3 separate regions of the Homo sapiens genome follow, and all the other regions are linked to region 2. A link is a loop called in an ENCODE intact Hi-C map of the cell type or tissue named here. Cell type or tissue: heart left ventricle. All regions are shown on one strand. Links, peaks and the distances in the headings refer to the core of each region. The heading gives the core; the rest is flanking DNA. Region 1 overlaps TNN (tenascin N). Region 2 overlaps TNN (tenascin N). Region 3 overlaps RABGAP1L (RAB GTPase activating protein 1 like).

The links. A loop is a pair of places that touch in the nucleus more often than their neighbours do. Peaks named below come from ENCODE experiments on the same cell type or tissue, not always from the same donor. Only the 100,000 strongest peaks of a DNase experiment are listed, where the experiment ranks them.
Region 1: a loop joins it to region 2, with 2.2 times the contacts of the local background. A loop is called at or near these places in 2 of 110 quality-filtered maps.
Region 3: it touches region 2 in a loop (4-fold over the local background); 28 of 110 quality-filtered maps call a loop at or near these places.

Annotation. Positions count from the first base shown.
Region 1 is chr1:175,070,649-175,075,544 of GRCh38, forward strand. The region is part of intron 1 of TNN (tenascin N); the gene reads left to right. Among named protein-coding and RNA genes, the nearest start is that of TNN, 5.3 kb to the left of the region's middle. In heart left ventricle, for the core only: no CTCF peak of the experiment used is centred there; a DNase peak (open chromatin) is centred at 1,903; H3K4me3 peaks cover 416 bases; H3K27ac peaks cover 1,372 bases; H3K27me3 peaks cover 827 bases.
Region 2 is chr1:175,122,814-175,127,709 of GRCh38, forward strand. It overlaps TNN (tenascin N), which reads left to right. Exons shown (of 19, transcript NM_022093.2): 12 at 587-850; 13 at 4,142-4,272. Among named protein-coding and RNA genes, the nearest start is that of TNN, 57 kb to the left of the region's middle. In heart left ventricle, for the core only: a CTCF peak has its summit at 2,660 (motif pointing left); no DNase peak of the experiment used is centred there; H3K27ac peaks cover 1,089 bases.
Region 3 is chr1:174,767,381-174,772,276 of GRCh38, forward strand. The region is part of intron 18 of RABGAP1L (RAB GTPase activating protein 1 like); the gene reads left to right. Among named protein-coding and RNA genes, the nearest start is that of RABGAP1L-AS1, 180 kb to the right of the region's middle. In heart left ventricle, for the core only: a CTCF peak has its summit at 2,774 (motif pointing right); no DNase peak of the experiment used is centred there.

The DNA.
Region 1 (4,896 bases), core at 805-3,304, 53 kb before region 2:
CATCACAGAGACTAGAAATAAAAATGTTTGTATGTACTTGCTTCTACTGGAGTTTAACCTAGGAGAGACAGACCTCCCTTGTATATCCATTTTCTTGGATCTGAAGGAGAAAGAGATACAGAGGTGAAATCGGTCCCCTAAGCCTCTAGTTCAAGGTGAGTTGAGCCAGGGTAGATTCCTCAGCCAGCTGAGAACTTGCTGTCCTGGACCAGGTTACTTGGGAAGTACAGGGAAGGCCCCTGAGTCACCCAGGGCCCAAGCTGCAGATCATTAGCAATATATGCCAAAGAGAGTTAAGGAAGGAGTGACAAGTTTGCCAGTGACATTTGTGACATTGATGCATCCCTAGCCACTCATCTCCCTCATTTTCCTTCATAGTTTAATGATATCCACCCTGTCATTTGGGGACAGAATATCTTCTTAAGTGACTCTGTTGGAAATCCATGATGATACACTTTTTCTAAAACCCAAAGCAGTGCTTTCATTTTCCTGTGGTTAACTGTCAAGGCAGGATGAGATAATAAGGGAACCAGAGAAAGCCCTGAATTTAAGTATAAAGGTCTGTAACAGTGGCTAGAAATTGGCTACCTCTCTTCTTTGGCGTAAGTAGTATTTTTTTTTTCCTGACCCAGGGTGTGTGTCCTTCTTTGGGGAAAATGAGGTGACACAGAAACCATCCACCCCTGGGGTCCAAGAGGACCATCAGGATTCAGGGGCCATCCTCCTCCCTTGGCCAAGGCTTGGATGCCATCTGCCCCTGCAGACAGAAGTATCTGTGCACTTTGGTGTTTCCTAGGAAGGGAATTCTCCAGCTTCTCATGAGAATTGACTGGGACTTAACCTCTATGTGAGGGAAATGCAATTCATGTCCCCAGTGGATCATCCTTGGCACCACTCAGAGGAAGTAACCCTCTCTTAAAAACACATGGCAGAACGGAGGACATCTGGTGTTTTTTTTGTTTTTGTTTTTGTTTTGTATATACAGGACATATAACAGACAGATGAAGAACACAGACGCAGGCAGTGGACAGACCTGGTGTGTGATCCCAGCTCTGCTGCTTTTTAGCTGTGTGTCCTTTGGCAAATTACTTAACTTCTCTGAGGACCTGTCACAAAGAATGATATCAACTGACTCCCAGGACTTTGAGGATTAAATGAGGATAATTTTTATAGCGTTTGGCACAATGTCCATTATCTAATAAGCACACATACACAGACACACACAAATCCAGTGGCTATTACTACTTACTTCACAAAATATTACTTTGGCAGGACTGTGCTATGAGGCTGGTGATACAGAGGGGATCAACACAGTCATGGCCCTCTCTGTCATCTCTGAGCTCACAAGGATACCTGGGCTAGAAACACGCATACAGATTTGGCAACTGTCAACATTTGGCTGGAAATTAAAGCCACAGGGGTAGATGCAGATACCAAGAGAGAACACAGCAGAAGCATAGAGCCCTGCAACATCTGAAGGCAGAAGTAGGGGGACCATCCATGCAGCCCATGGTCAGTCGTGTACTCCTCAAAGAGCCTTTCTGGTAAAAGCAACACAAGGCAGCATTTGTTCCTGAGTCTAATGTATCCCTCCCTCCCACCTTCCCACACCACCCAACACCCCTTCTGCAGTCAGAATTAAAGACATGACCAGCCTCTGTAAGACAATGATTCTTGGGGACAACTGGTTTCCTGTGGTTCCTGCATACACATTTCCTGCATGTAAATGCCCTTCGCTTCATGCATCCCTGCAGAATTTACCCAACTTTCCATGGGAAAATACCCCTCAGCAGAATAATCCTCCCTATTTGGAAATGTATCATCCTGCGTTTTGCTCAGAAAAATCTTCTGCCCTGTCTGCCCCCTCCCCACCCTCGCGGAGCTCAGCCTGTGGTTTGCTGTGCATACTGAAAGAGTCGATGAAGTCATCCTTCCCTTCTGCTGTTAAACAAGGAGTCTCTTTCCTGCCACGTGTTGGAGTGAGAGCCAGCAGGCTTCTCTTCTTGCTCATTACACTTGACAGAATGTTAGGTTGAGGATTTCCCTTGCTCTCATCTTCTTTCGAACAATCAACCTACCCAGGAAAATCTGAGCGCAACTTGTGGAATCTGAGAGGCAGTAATTAATGAGGACATCTTGTTACAAATCAGAAGGACAGGCAACACCAAGGGCTCCAACAGGGACTTGTGGGAGTTCTCATATTCCAGGCTACAAAAACAAATGCTGTAGACCTGGGCTCTGGGCAGCCTTACTGTGGTTGATGGCAAGAGTCCACGGCTTTTTTTTTTTTTTTTTTTTTTTTGCTTTCGTTGAGAACTTCTTCAGAAAACCATCTGCACTTCATTTATGTCTCAGGCTGGGGGTGGGGGGTCGGATGGAAAGCACGGGCAGAGAAGTCTGCTTTTTCAGCCCTATTTTTGCCCAGGAAGAAGATTTTTGGACAGTGGAAACTCATGTGCTGCCATGAACACAGTAGGTGCTTTAGAGATCAATATGCGTTGTTACTGGTGAACGGCAGAAGTGTATAGGGATTAGTGGCTCCATTGCTGGACACTGTGCATCTGGGATTGCATCTGTGGCCGTGTGCTCATCAATTGCATAATCAGTTGCTCAATGCCACTGAGCCTCAGTTCCTATCCTGGGGATCAAGTGGAGAATAGCGTGTGGCTTTTATCTTTGTGATGAACGTCTAAGGATGGCCGTTGTGAAATATCATTATTTTTATCCTACACCTGCCTTCCAACTCATTTTCCTGGCTTCCCACTCCCCCCATCTTCTGACAAAAATCTCAAGCAGATTCCAGAGCTTTTCTGGTGGCTTTTGGTCTTAGAAGAGAATTGCTTTTGTGAAAGCAAGTCCATTTCAGTATTGAGCCTCAGTCTCTCATCCAGGCCACATCTTTTCTTCTTTCTCAGCTCAGACCTGATGCTGGAACCTGCAGAGAAGCTGGAGGGAAGGGGCTTGGGGCTTTCCTCCCTCCACTTCTCTCTCCTTAACATGCATGGCTGCTTCTGGCTTCACCAGTTTGCTGCTGCCTGGGGCGAGGTGAGGGTTAGAAAAGAAGGGAGAGGGCACTTTTACTTTACTGGGGCTGTTGTGGTTCCCTCTGTTGGATGCCCTTGTTATGGTGAATGCTTCCAGTGCTGGGCCACCCCTCCTTTGTGGGGAGCTTCTGTGGGATCTTTAGATATTCCCCTTCCCACCCACTGGGCATGTCCTGCTGCAGTCGCCCCCTTGGGGTGGCACACTCCTGCTGAACGGTGGACCTGCACCTCAGCTCGGGCCCTGAACTGCCCTCTTGGTAGCTCTAACATGCCTCATTTCTGTGACATCAACTTGGCCTCGCCAAAGTCTGAGTTTCAGTCCTCTCACACTGCAGCCCCCTTCCTCTCTCTGCCATGCAGCCTGTTCCAGCCAAGCTTCCACCTGTGAATTCCTCCGGGCCAGAATCAGGCACCAGTCTCTTTGCCTGCCACCCCCACTAATTCACCGTGACCCCACCCCCAACCCCCAAACCTCCAGTGGCACACTGTCTTTGAAATGTGTGGGCACGGCCAGGTGTAGTGGCTCATGGCTGTAATCCTAGCACTTTGGGGAGCTGAGGTGGACAGGCTGCTTGAACCCAGGAATTCGAGACCAGGTTGGGCAAGATGGTGAAACCCCATCTCCACAAAAAAAATACAAAAATTAGCCAGGCACTGTGACATATACCTGTAGTCCCGGCTACTCAGGAGGCTGAGGTGGGAGGATCACTGGAGCCCAGGAGGTGGACATTGCAGTGAGCCGTGATTGTGCCAATGCACTCCAGCCTGGGCGACAGAATGGGATCCTGTCTGAAAAAAAAAAAAAAAAAAAAAAAAAGAAGTGTGCAGGCACTTATTACCCATGGTCCAAGTCACAAGACAACAAGAAGTGTCCCATTGACTATTCCATTCCATCTGCCGGGTGTTGAGTCCAGTGCCTGAAATGCAGTCAGTTCTCAGAAGAAGTGAGCTTTTATTATTATCAACAATACATGCTTTTGGTGATAGGAAGAGCCATGAAGGAGTGGGAGGGCAAAGGGGTAACACAAAGAAAAACCCTTCATAGGTACCATTCTGCTTAATTCACAGTGGTGTCACATCCCTTGGGTACAACATGTATAATGGATGAAAGCATTGCATAGGGACATGTATCTAACTGCGCTCATTTGTCATTTGTATCAGAATGTCATATTGGCACAGAGCAAGCATAGGCTTGCAATCAGATGGGTCTGCGTTTGAATCCTGGCTCTGCCACTTCGTTGTTGGGCAACCCTGGCAAATGACTTTACCTCTCAGATCTGGTTTCCTTACCTTTTGAGTGAGGAGAGGAACACTGACCTTACATGGCAGCTCTGGGGATTAATTACGAGGAATAATGCACCCAGCCAATGCCTAGTGCGTAGCAGCAACTCAGTAAATAACATTTAGCATTTCATGCTATTGTGATTCTTCTTCTTCTTTTATTCTTCCAGGGCTCTTCACCCCCTGTTTCCTCAACTTCCTGATACTAAATGAATGATGACTATTAAAATTAAACATTTTACATATTACTAGAATTTGGCTTAGTGGCTAGAAATATTTCTTCCTTTTATAATCAATATAGTTGAAAGATGCCTTTCAACCTAGGCGTTATTATTATTATTTGAGATCGAGTCTTGCTCTGTCGCCCAGGCTGGAGTGCAGTGGCATGGTCTCGGCTCACTGCAGCCTCCGCCTCCCGGGTTCCAGCAGTTCTCTATCTCAGCCTCCCAAGAAGCTGGGATTAGAGGAGTGCACCGCCACACCTGGCTAATTTTTGTGCTTTTAGTAGAGAAAGGTTTCACCATGTTGGCCAGACTGGTCTCGAACTCCTGGCCTCAAGTGATCCTCCTGC
Region 2 (4,896 bases), core at 1,571-4,070:
GCTTGTCTGGGACTGATGACAGAGAAGAAGAGATTGATGACACAGGAGAGAAAGGGCAGATCTGCAGCAAAGTCCTTGAGAGGGTGGGAAGGCCTAAAATTCAGAGCGAAGAGTCTTGGCTTTAACATAAGATGTCAACAGGAACTTGGCCTAGACCTTCCATTTCCCTGGGCCTCCATTCTCCTCCCCTTTTATAAGTCGGAAAGGTTGGAGGATATGACTTCTTGGCTCTCAAATTCTGTGAAACAAAATAACTAGATACCAGGGAGATCAGAAAAGAGGTTATATCCACAGCAGTTTTGGTGGCTTATCTTGTTGCTCAGGAAGTTTTATTGTTATTTTGATGAGAATTACAAGGACAGAAATTTTTTATATTAAAAAGTGGGAGATGATCTGATTCCTTCCAGTTTTATATCCAGTGGTTTGTTTCCTTGGAAATGGAGACCAGGGGCCTTTGACTCGTGTTTTAAGTGGAATTCTACCATTATTAATGATAACATGATGGAGAGCTCCTGGTGATGAGGTGGTAAGATGCGATGTCTTCCTTTGTTCTAAAGTTCAGCCTTTTCTAAATCTTTTTAAAAAGAAATTGACGGCCCCAAAAACCTAGTGACTGACTGGGTGACGGAGAATATGGCCACTGTCTCCTGGGACCCGGTTCAGGCCACCATTGACAAGTACATGGTGCGCTACACCTCTGCTGACGGAGAGACCAGGGAGGTTCCGGTGGGGAAGGAGCACAGCAGCACTGTCCTGACGGGCCTGAGACCAGGCATGGAGTACATGGTGCACGTGTGGGCCCAGAAGGGGGCCCAGGAGAGCAAGAAGGCTGACACCAAGGCCCAGACAGGTACTGAGAGGGACCAGGCCAGGGGAACACCTCACACTTATCAGGAGAGAACCTTCCTCCATCAGTGGGCTGGGGAGGGGAGCAGGAGGGTGGTTGCTTTACCCGAGGACATTCTTCAAAGTGGTTCCTTTTTTACGTCTTTGAGCTAATTAAGTTGACACAACAGCTCAGATAAGATGAGAGAGTATAGAGGGAGTGAGTGCTGGTGTCAAAGGTGGCCTCCCTCACCCCTCCACCCGGCCCAGCGCTCAGAATCTCCACACTTGCTATGGAGAAAATGGTTGGGCCTCAGCTGCAGTTGGGAGAAGACAGAGGCAGGAGCCTCTTCTGTTTCCATCTTCCAGAATGGAGGCAATGGGGATGCATCTTTCTCCATTCCATCCTCAGTTGATGATGAAAGGTGCCTGAATTGCATGTATTTTGTGTGTGTGATGGGGCCTCTGATCTTGGCAGAGCATCACTGAGGTCAGAACCCAGAGGCACTTGGAAGAGAGCACTGTGCCCACCCTGAGGTCTATGAGCCTCTTCTGGCAGTACGGGCAAGGTCTGTCCATTCCATCCATGGCTGAGCGCACCAAGTGTTGCCACGGGACCTAGAGATGGCTTGAATTTCTCTATGGTTTTTATTAGTTAAAATTAGCTTGCATTTTTAATCTAAAAAGTAATATATGCTTATAGTAAATATTTTCAAACTAAATAGAGACGTGTTAAAACAAAACAAAACAAAACAAAAACGGCCAGGCGCGGTGGCTCATGCCTGTAATCCCAGCCCTTTGGGAGGTCAAGGCTGGTGGATCACCTGAGGTCAGGAGTTTGAGACCAGCCTGACCAACATGGAGAAACCCCGTCTCTACTAAAAATACAAAAATTAGCTGGGTGTGGTGGCAGGTGCCTGTAATCCCAGCTACTTGGGAGGCTGAGACAGGAGAATTGCTTGAACCCAGGAGGAGGAGGTTGCAGTGAGCCAAGATTGCGCCATTGCACTCCAGCCTGGGCAACAAAGAGCGAGACTCCATCTCAAAAGCAAACAAACAAACAAACAAACAAACAAACTCCTCTCTCTGTCCTGGACTCCCTAGTATGCAGGGTTGCTCTCCAGATGCAACCAGTAGCCAGTTCTCCCTTCTTCCCTCTTTCCCACTTCCTACCTCCTTCTCCCCTTCCTTTCTCTGTTCCTTTCTCTCTTATTCCTTTCTTCTCCTCTTCCTTGTTTATCTTCTCTTGGGTTCACCTTCTCCATTTTTGAAGACAGCAATAAAAAGATTCTCATTTTCCTGCTTCATAGAAATGTGAAAGTAACTAAGACAGACATCTCAAGTCCATAACCAGGGAGTGGTGGGCAGTCAAAGAGGTGGCAGGAGATTGCTTAAGATGTTAAAATAGCCACAGTTTTGCCTTGATTGTGAAATCAGGAAATTCAGTTTTTCTGTGAGACGAATAGAATAAAATCCATGCCAGATGTTATGCTTTAGAAAATCAAACCAAGTTGATATTACAGAAACTCAAAATTTGTCAAAACATCCTAATTCAAAACAACAGCTGTCTGATTTCTATTAAAATACTGCAATTCAGCTCTCAGCTGAAATGCTACTGGGTAGAAAATAGCCTGGAGACGTCTTTTTGGGAAGTTATAAATTAAAATAACCTTCTATGATAATGCTTTTTCAAAAGAGAAATTTCCATTCATATCTTCTTTGGTTAAAAAAAAAAAGAGCCTTCTGACCAGTGATGTTGACCAGTATTTTTGCTGAGCTTCTGTTTTCCTGGTCTACAGTGCACACTTGCTTACCCACGCGTTCCCTCTAGTGTTTGGGTGAGGAAGTACATAGAAGAAGAGCTCTGCTTTTCCTATATCCCTTCTCTTTCCCTCTTCCCTCCCCCACCTCTTCCTTTCTTCTCTTTTCCTTCCTTCTCTCTCTCTCCCTCTTTCTTTCTCTTTCTTTCTTTCTCTCTCTCTCTCCCTTTCTCTCTTCTTTTCTCTCTCTCCTTCCTTCCTTCCTTCTCTCCCTCCCTCCCTCCTTTCTTTCTCTCTTTTTTCTCTCTTTCTTTCTTTCTTTCTTTCTTTCTTTCTTTCTTTCTTTCTTTCTTTCTTTCTCTCTCTCTCCCTCCCTTTCTCTCTTCTTTTCTCTCTCTCCTTCCTTCCTTCCCTCCCTCCCTCCTTTCTTTCTTTCTTTTTTCTTTTTCTTTCTTTCTTTTTTCTTTTTCTTTCTTTCTTTTCTTTTTTTCTTTCTTTCTCTCTCCCGCTCTCTCTCTCTTCTCTTTCTTTCTTTCTCTCGCTTCTCTCCCTTTCTTTCTTTCCTTCTCTCTCTCTCTCTCTCTCCTCTATACAAGCACCTGTTCCCTTGCCTTCTCCTTCTCTTCTTTCTCTACTGGGTATGCATCTAAGGCCACACACTTCAATATGTAACAGTATGTAAGAAACATAACTTTTTGTTTCTTTCTTTTTTTTTTTTTTTAAGACAGAGTCTTGCTCTGTCACCCAGGCTGGAGTGCAGTGACGTGATCTTGGCTTACTGCAACCTCCGCCTCCCGAGTTCAAGCAATTCTCCTGCCTCAGCCTCCCGAGTAGCTGGGATGACAGGCGACCACCACCATACCCGGCTAATTTTTGTATGTTTGGTAGAGATAGGATTTCATCATATTGGCCAGGCTGGTGTCGAACTCTTGACCTTGTGATCCGCCTGCCTTGGCCTCCCGAAGTGCTGGGATTACAGGCATGAGCCACCGTGCCTGGCCAACTTTTTGTTTCTATGCCAACTTAATTTCAATCATAAGCCCATATTCTACTTAGGGTAAGCTCCTTCCTCAGGGCTGTATGTAAGTCTTGGGTAGTTTCCCAGTGACAGGCATTGGGGCCCATCCAGCATTTCAGGCAACTTTCCAGGCGGGCCAAGTCACCCTGGTTTCTTTGTGCATGGCCCTTTCAGATCTGTGGCCCTCTTATCTTTCCACATCCTTTTGGGAGCCCTGCCATCTCTGAGGATCTATCTGCCAATCTAGGCTGTTAATATCCACCACTTTGTGGGAACCTGCCTGGGAAATGGGGGCCCAGATTCCTTTCCTCTGGGACCCACCCAACGCCCTGTTCTTCTTGTCTCTAATGGGTCTGTACTTGTAGAAACAAAGGTCAGAAAGGCCCTGTGGCAGGGAGGAAGAGAGCCTGCAAACTGCTTGAAAGAAGGAGGAGAAATGGGAGGGTTTGAAAAGGGGAAAATATAAACTGATGTCTCAAAAATTACCTTGCCTCAGTTGTATCTTAGTAATAACAATTACCTGACTTTCTACGTACAGAACTCGACCCTCCCAGAAACCTTCGTCCATCTGCTGTAACGCAGTCTGGTGGCATATTGACCTGGACGCCCCCCTCTGCTCAGATCCACGGCTACATTCTGACTTACCAGTTCCCAGATGGCACAGTTAAGGTACGGGGATTCCTTGTCTTTTCTCCTGGTGCCTTCTCTTCTGTGTGAAGCAACTAACTTGGGCCAATCAGCTCATTTGCTGGCCTCACGGCAACTTGCTGATCTTTACTGATCACATTGCTGGTTGTACATCTGCCCCGGGTTATTTTGTTTATTGTTAGTCTTCCCCAATAAATGTAAGCTCTATGTTTGTCTGTTTCATTTATCACCATATCTAAAGTGCATAGGACAGTGCTTAGCACATGGTAGGTGTTCGATATATATTTATTGAACAAATTGATTAACCCTTATTTCAAGGGTTATACCTCCCCTTAGAATCTGAAGGCCAGCAAATTTTCAAAACCTGTCCCAATGGAAAATTATTATTCTCCCTCCTTGCCAATGAAGAAAGAAGGGAGGAAATAAAAACAGGAAGGACACTTAGGTTTATGTGTTACCTTAATTAGTGCTTATGACAGCACAGCTAGGAAGGTTAGCCCTATGTTTATAGAGGAAGTAAGACTGGTTCAGAAGGAAGTTTATTGAAATATCAACTATCTCCTTGTCTCAGATATCAGTGGCCAGTTTCACCTCCCCTATTAATTTCTCCTTAGCGCGGCATTGCCAGCCTGTTCCTGCTGGCAA
Region 3 (4,896 bases), core at 1,582-4,081, 360 kb before region 2:
GTTTTTAGCATACAAAAGTCTTAAAGCACTTGAAAAAATTTAATTCTAACTTTTATTCTGCTTGATGCTATTGTGAATTGAATTGTTTGTTAATTTCATTTTCACTGCGTCCTCATTACTGGTATCCAAAAATACAACTGACTTTCCTTTTTTTTTTTTTTGAGACGGAGTCTCACCCTGTCACCCAGGCTGTAGTGCAGTGGCGCAATCTCGGCTCACTGCAAGCTCCGCCTCCCAGGTTAAATAGAACCAACTTATCTATATTGATCTTATAACCTGCAACCTTGTTGAACTCATTTTCAGCTTTAATATTCATGTATGTGTATTGTGTGTTTCCCAAGATTTTTGAAATACAAGATGTCATTGTATTAGTATGTTTTCATGCAGCTGATAAAGACATACCCGAGACTGGGCAATTTACAAAAAAAAGGGGTTTATTGGACTTACAGTTCCATGTGGCTGGGGAGGCCTCACAATCATGCCTGAAGGTGAAAGGCACATCTCACGCGGCTGTGGCAAGAGAGAGAATGAGAGCAAAGTGAAACAAGTTTCCCCTTATTAAAACATCAGATTTCGTGAGACTTATTCACTACCACAAGAACAGTATGGAGGAAACCACCCCCATGATTCGGTTATCTCCACCTGGTCCCTCCCACAACACATGGGAATTATGCGAGTACAATTCAAGATGAGATTTGGGTGGGGACACAAAGCCAAATTGTATCAGTCATCTTGTAGACATATTTTTACTTCTTCCTTTCTGATTTGGATGCATTTTCTTTCTTTTTCTTGCCTAATTCCTCTGACTAAAACCTCCAGTACTGGCAGAATAGGTAACTAGGCAGACATGAACAGGACAGGAGAGGGCCCTCCTCCCCAGGAATGTCAGGTGACCATCAGGTAATGGTCATGCAGTTGTTAAACTATCTAACATAATGGTTGTAGCTTGCGCCAGGGAAAGGCTGTCTCCCAATAGATAGAAACCACCTGAAGCTGGTGATCAGCAGCTTCTTAATAAGATCTCAGGATTTTGCGAGTAGGCTCAAGCATGCCCACCAGGAGGCAAACTGGTGGAGTTTAACAGGTATATGACCCTCCTCTGGGAACACTAGTCAACTGGTAAGGGAAAAATACCTCAAATGAACATGCACACAACTTCAGTAAACACACTGTACATGCGGCCCCACCCCAGGGCTAGCAGGCCACTGTGCATGTGGACAGCCCACCCCAAGGGAAGAATCAGGGGAGAAGAAACACAAACCCTGGAATCATGCCAATGTATAAAACCCTAAGTCAAGGGTCAGACAGTATACTTGAATCTCTCAAGTTGCCTGCTTGGCTCACTTCCAAGAATACTTTACTTCCTTTCATTCCTGCTCTAAAAGTTTTTAATAAATTCTCACTCCTGCTCAAAAACTTGCCTTAATCTCTCACTCTGCCTTATGCCCTCTTGGACAAATTCTTTTTATTGAGGAGGCAAGAATCTCGAGTTGCTGCAGACCTGTACAGATTCACTGCTAACAGTACAATGTTGAATGGAAGTGGCAAGAGTAATTATCTTTGTCTTGTTCCTGATCTCTTTTACCCTCTATCAGAAAAGTTTTTTTTTTCCTTAGAACTTCATTTCTGGATTACTACTGTCACCACCATTGTCACTGTAACCACCTGACAGGTGCTTCCTGCCCACTGCACAAACAAAATCAATTCATGGAGCATTGCAGTAAAGAAAGAGGTTAATTGATATGAAGACAGCCACACTTTGCAGGTGATGGAATTATTACTCAAATCAGTCTCATTGAAGGTTAGGGATTTTCCCAAGGTAGTTTGGAAGAAGGGGTGGAGGTGGCTAGACAATGGATACTTGCTGCTGATTGGTTGGGGGCACAATCATAGGGGTGTGGAAAACGGTCATCTTGTGCGCTGAGTTGCTTCTGGGTGGGGCCACAGGAGCAGTTGGTGGGTCCAGGTGGAGCCATTGGTGTCATGCAAAAAACCTGAAAAGATATCCCAAAAGGCCATTCTTAGGTTCTATAATAGTGATGTTATCTACAGGAGTAATTGGGAAAGTTGCATATCTTGTGACCTCCAGAATAATGGCTGACAATCACGTCCACACCATAGAAGAATTCAAGCTCCTCTATCCCCCTAGCCTGGTGGTCTCTCATTAGCTTTACAAGGTCGGTTGAGTTTTGGGGAAAGGCTATTATCATTTAAACTATAAACTAAATGTTTCCCAAAGTTAGCTTGGCTTAAGCCCAGGAATAATGAATGGCAGCTTGAAGGCTAAAGCCAGGAGGGGAGTTGGCTAGATGAGATCAAGAAGTTAGCCGGGCATGGTGGTGGGCGCCTGTAGTCCCAGCGACTCCAGAGGCTGAGCCAGGAGAATGGTGTGAACCCAGGAGGCAGAGCTTGCAGTGAGCCGAGATCACGCCACTGCACTCCAGCCTGGGCGACAGAGCAAGACTCCGTCTCAAAAAAAAAAGAAAGAAAAGCAAAAGACCTTGAAACTGGAAAATGGATTTCAGTTCTCCCTAGTCTTTGATGTACCAACTTGGGTTAAAAGTTCTTGTTTCTGTGTTTGAAGATAGTGACTTAAGGAAGAACTGAAGTTGGGAATGTAGTTTCTGTAGTTAATATTCATGTTACAAAAATAGAAGTCTAAACACCTGAAAAAAAGAATGAAACAACTCATAAACTTTTTTTTTGGATTTGCAATGATTTTGTACATTCCATTAGTTTTGTAACTTTCATGAAGGAATGCCTATTGTCCTGTTGGTGGCAGTAAAACACCACTCCTGGATCATTTGTTACTTGAATATTTCATTTGTTTGTTTTTAACTTTCTCTAGTGCATCTTCAGTTTGATGATAGGTTAGTTTCAAGATGCTATCTAGTAAATGCTAAAACAAACCAACAAACACAAATACTGGGCTTCTAATTAGGATACTCAAGGAATTTTAAAGTTTTAAAGTTTCAGAAATAATACATTTTATGAAACAGGGATCTGTATCAGGAAAAAATGTATATCATCACAGTACCATGCACATATTATATAATACCTTAAATTTGTTGAAGCAATTTCTCATTACTTATTTCTCATGAAACAATCCAAAATATCAAGAAGGGAAGACAGTTGAATAAACACACCATTTCCAAGTAGTCAGTGATTAAATTGAACTTAATGTACCCTAAGAAATACAAGCTCCCTTGACAGAGAACAAACAGAACAAAAAAATCCAGTTTCCTCCTTGTTCTATTTTTGTGAGCAAAATAAGTACTCATTTAAGCTTCCATCCCTTTTACTTAAAAATCCCTCTCTGTCTTCATCCTCTTCTGCTTTGCTCTTGTCTTTAATGAAGGTCTGTTCTGCCCCCATTCCAAGGCTAACTTCCTCACTATGTCCTTGATCCCATCTTTCCTGTCTCTCTTTGGAGAAGCCTGTGATGGTTAGTTAGTTCACTTATTCAACAGATATTCACTATTGACAGTCCCTGGGTTAGATGTCAGGGGATACAGAGATGACATTCTGTGTCCTGAAGTTGTCACATCTAATAGGGGAGGCACACAGACATAAGAATTCAGTGTGTTTGATCCTGGGGTTTAAAAGGGATCTTTGGGAGCCTAAAGGCAGAATGCCAAATTCATTCTGGGAAACTAGTAAACATTTTCCAAAGGTGGCATCTAACCTGAGAATAGGACATGAGGGTGAGAGTGAACAGCATGTAGAAGAGGAATGAGGAAGAATGGCTGAGGCAAGTCCTTTGCCATGGCACATTTGAGGGGGATGCGCAGGATACGATTCTGAGGGGCTTTAATTACATTTCTGCCATCAATTTATTGTGGAATTTTAATCAAATCATCTAACCTTTTAACACTTAATTTCCTAACTTATAAAATAAAGAGACAGGGAAGCATGCTCTAAATTTATGTCATGCCAGCTGTGTCAATCTGTGCTATAGGTGTGTGTATATGTGTGTATGTTTGTATGTCTTATATAACCATTTCAGTCCTTTAATGAGTAGATAAGAATCTTTGTATAATTTGCATGTTTGTTGTTTAAGTGCTTGGCTAAATTTATCTTTGCCTCTTTTACAAAAAAAAAAGTGTTTACAGAACAATATAATAAAATTAGGAGCAAAGGAATATTTTATTTGTTATACTTCAAGATGAATACCACCAAAATGTTTTCATTTCAACTTAAAAATCTCTTTATAACCATACTTGAATATAAACAACCCATTTGTTCTACATTAGTGAAATGTTAGTGTGTGTATTTTCTAGCACTCACACCTCTGCACTGTGATCATTCTATCAGGTATTTCTAGATATCCAAGCAATGTGTTGGATCTATGTAAAAAAAATCTGACAGCTACCATCAATAACAATATAATTGTGTAGCATTTAAACAGTTTGTAATGAGCTCTCAAATGCATTTTTTAAATGTTTAATAAATAAAATTAATAGTAAGACACCTATCATTTATTGAGCACTTAAAATGTATCTGATGCTGTGCTAAGCACTTTAAAACTAATCTTCACGGCCGGGCACATTGGCCCACGCCTATAATCCCAGCACTTTGGAAGGCCGAGGCAGGTGGATCACGAGGTCAGAAGTTCAAGACCAGCCTGGCCAAGATGGTGAAACCCCATCTCTACTAAAAATACAAAAAATTAGCCGGGCCTGGTGGTGGGTGCCTGTAATCCCAGCTACTCGAGAGGCTGAGGCAAAGAATTGCTTGAAGCCGGGAGGCAGAGGTTGCAGTGAGCTGAGATCACGCCACTGCACTACAGCCTGGACGACAGAGTCAGACTGTCTCAAAAAAAAACAAAAAACAAAACAAAAAAAAATAACTAATCTTCACTACCTTTAATTTTGTTTATTGTAGTATAATATACGT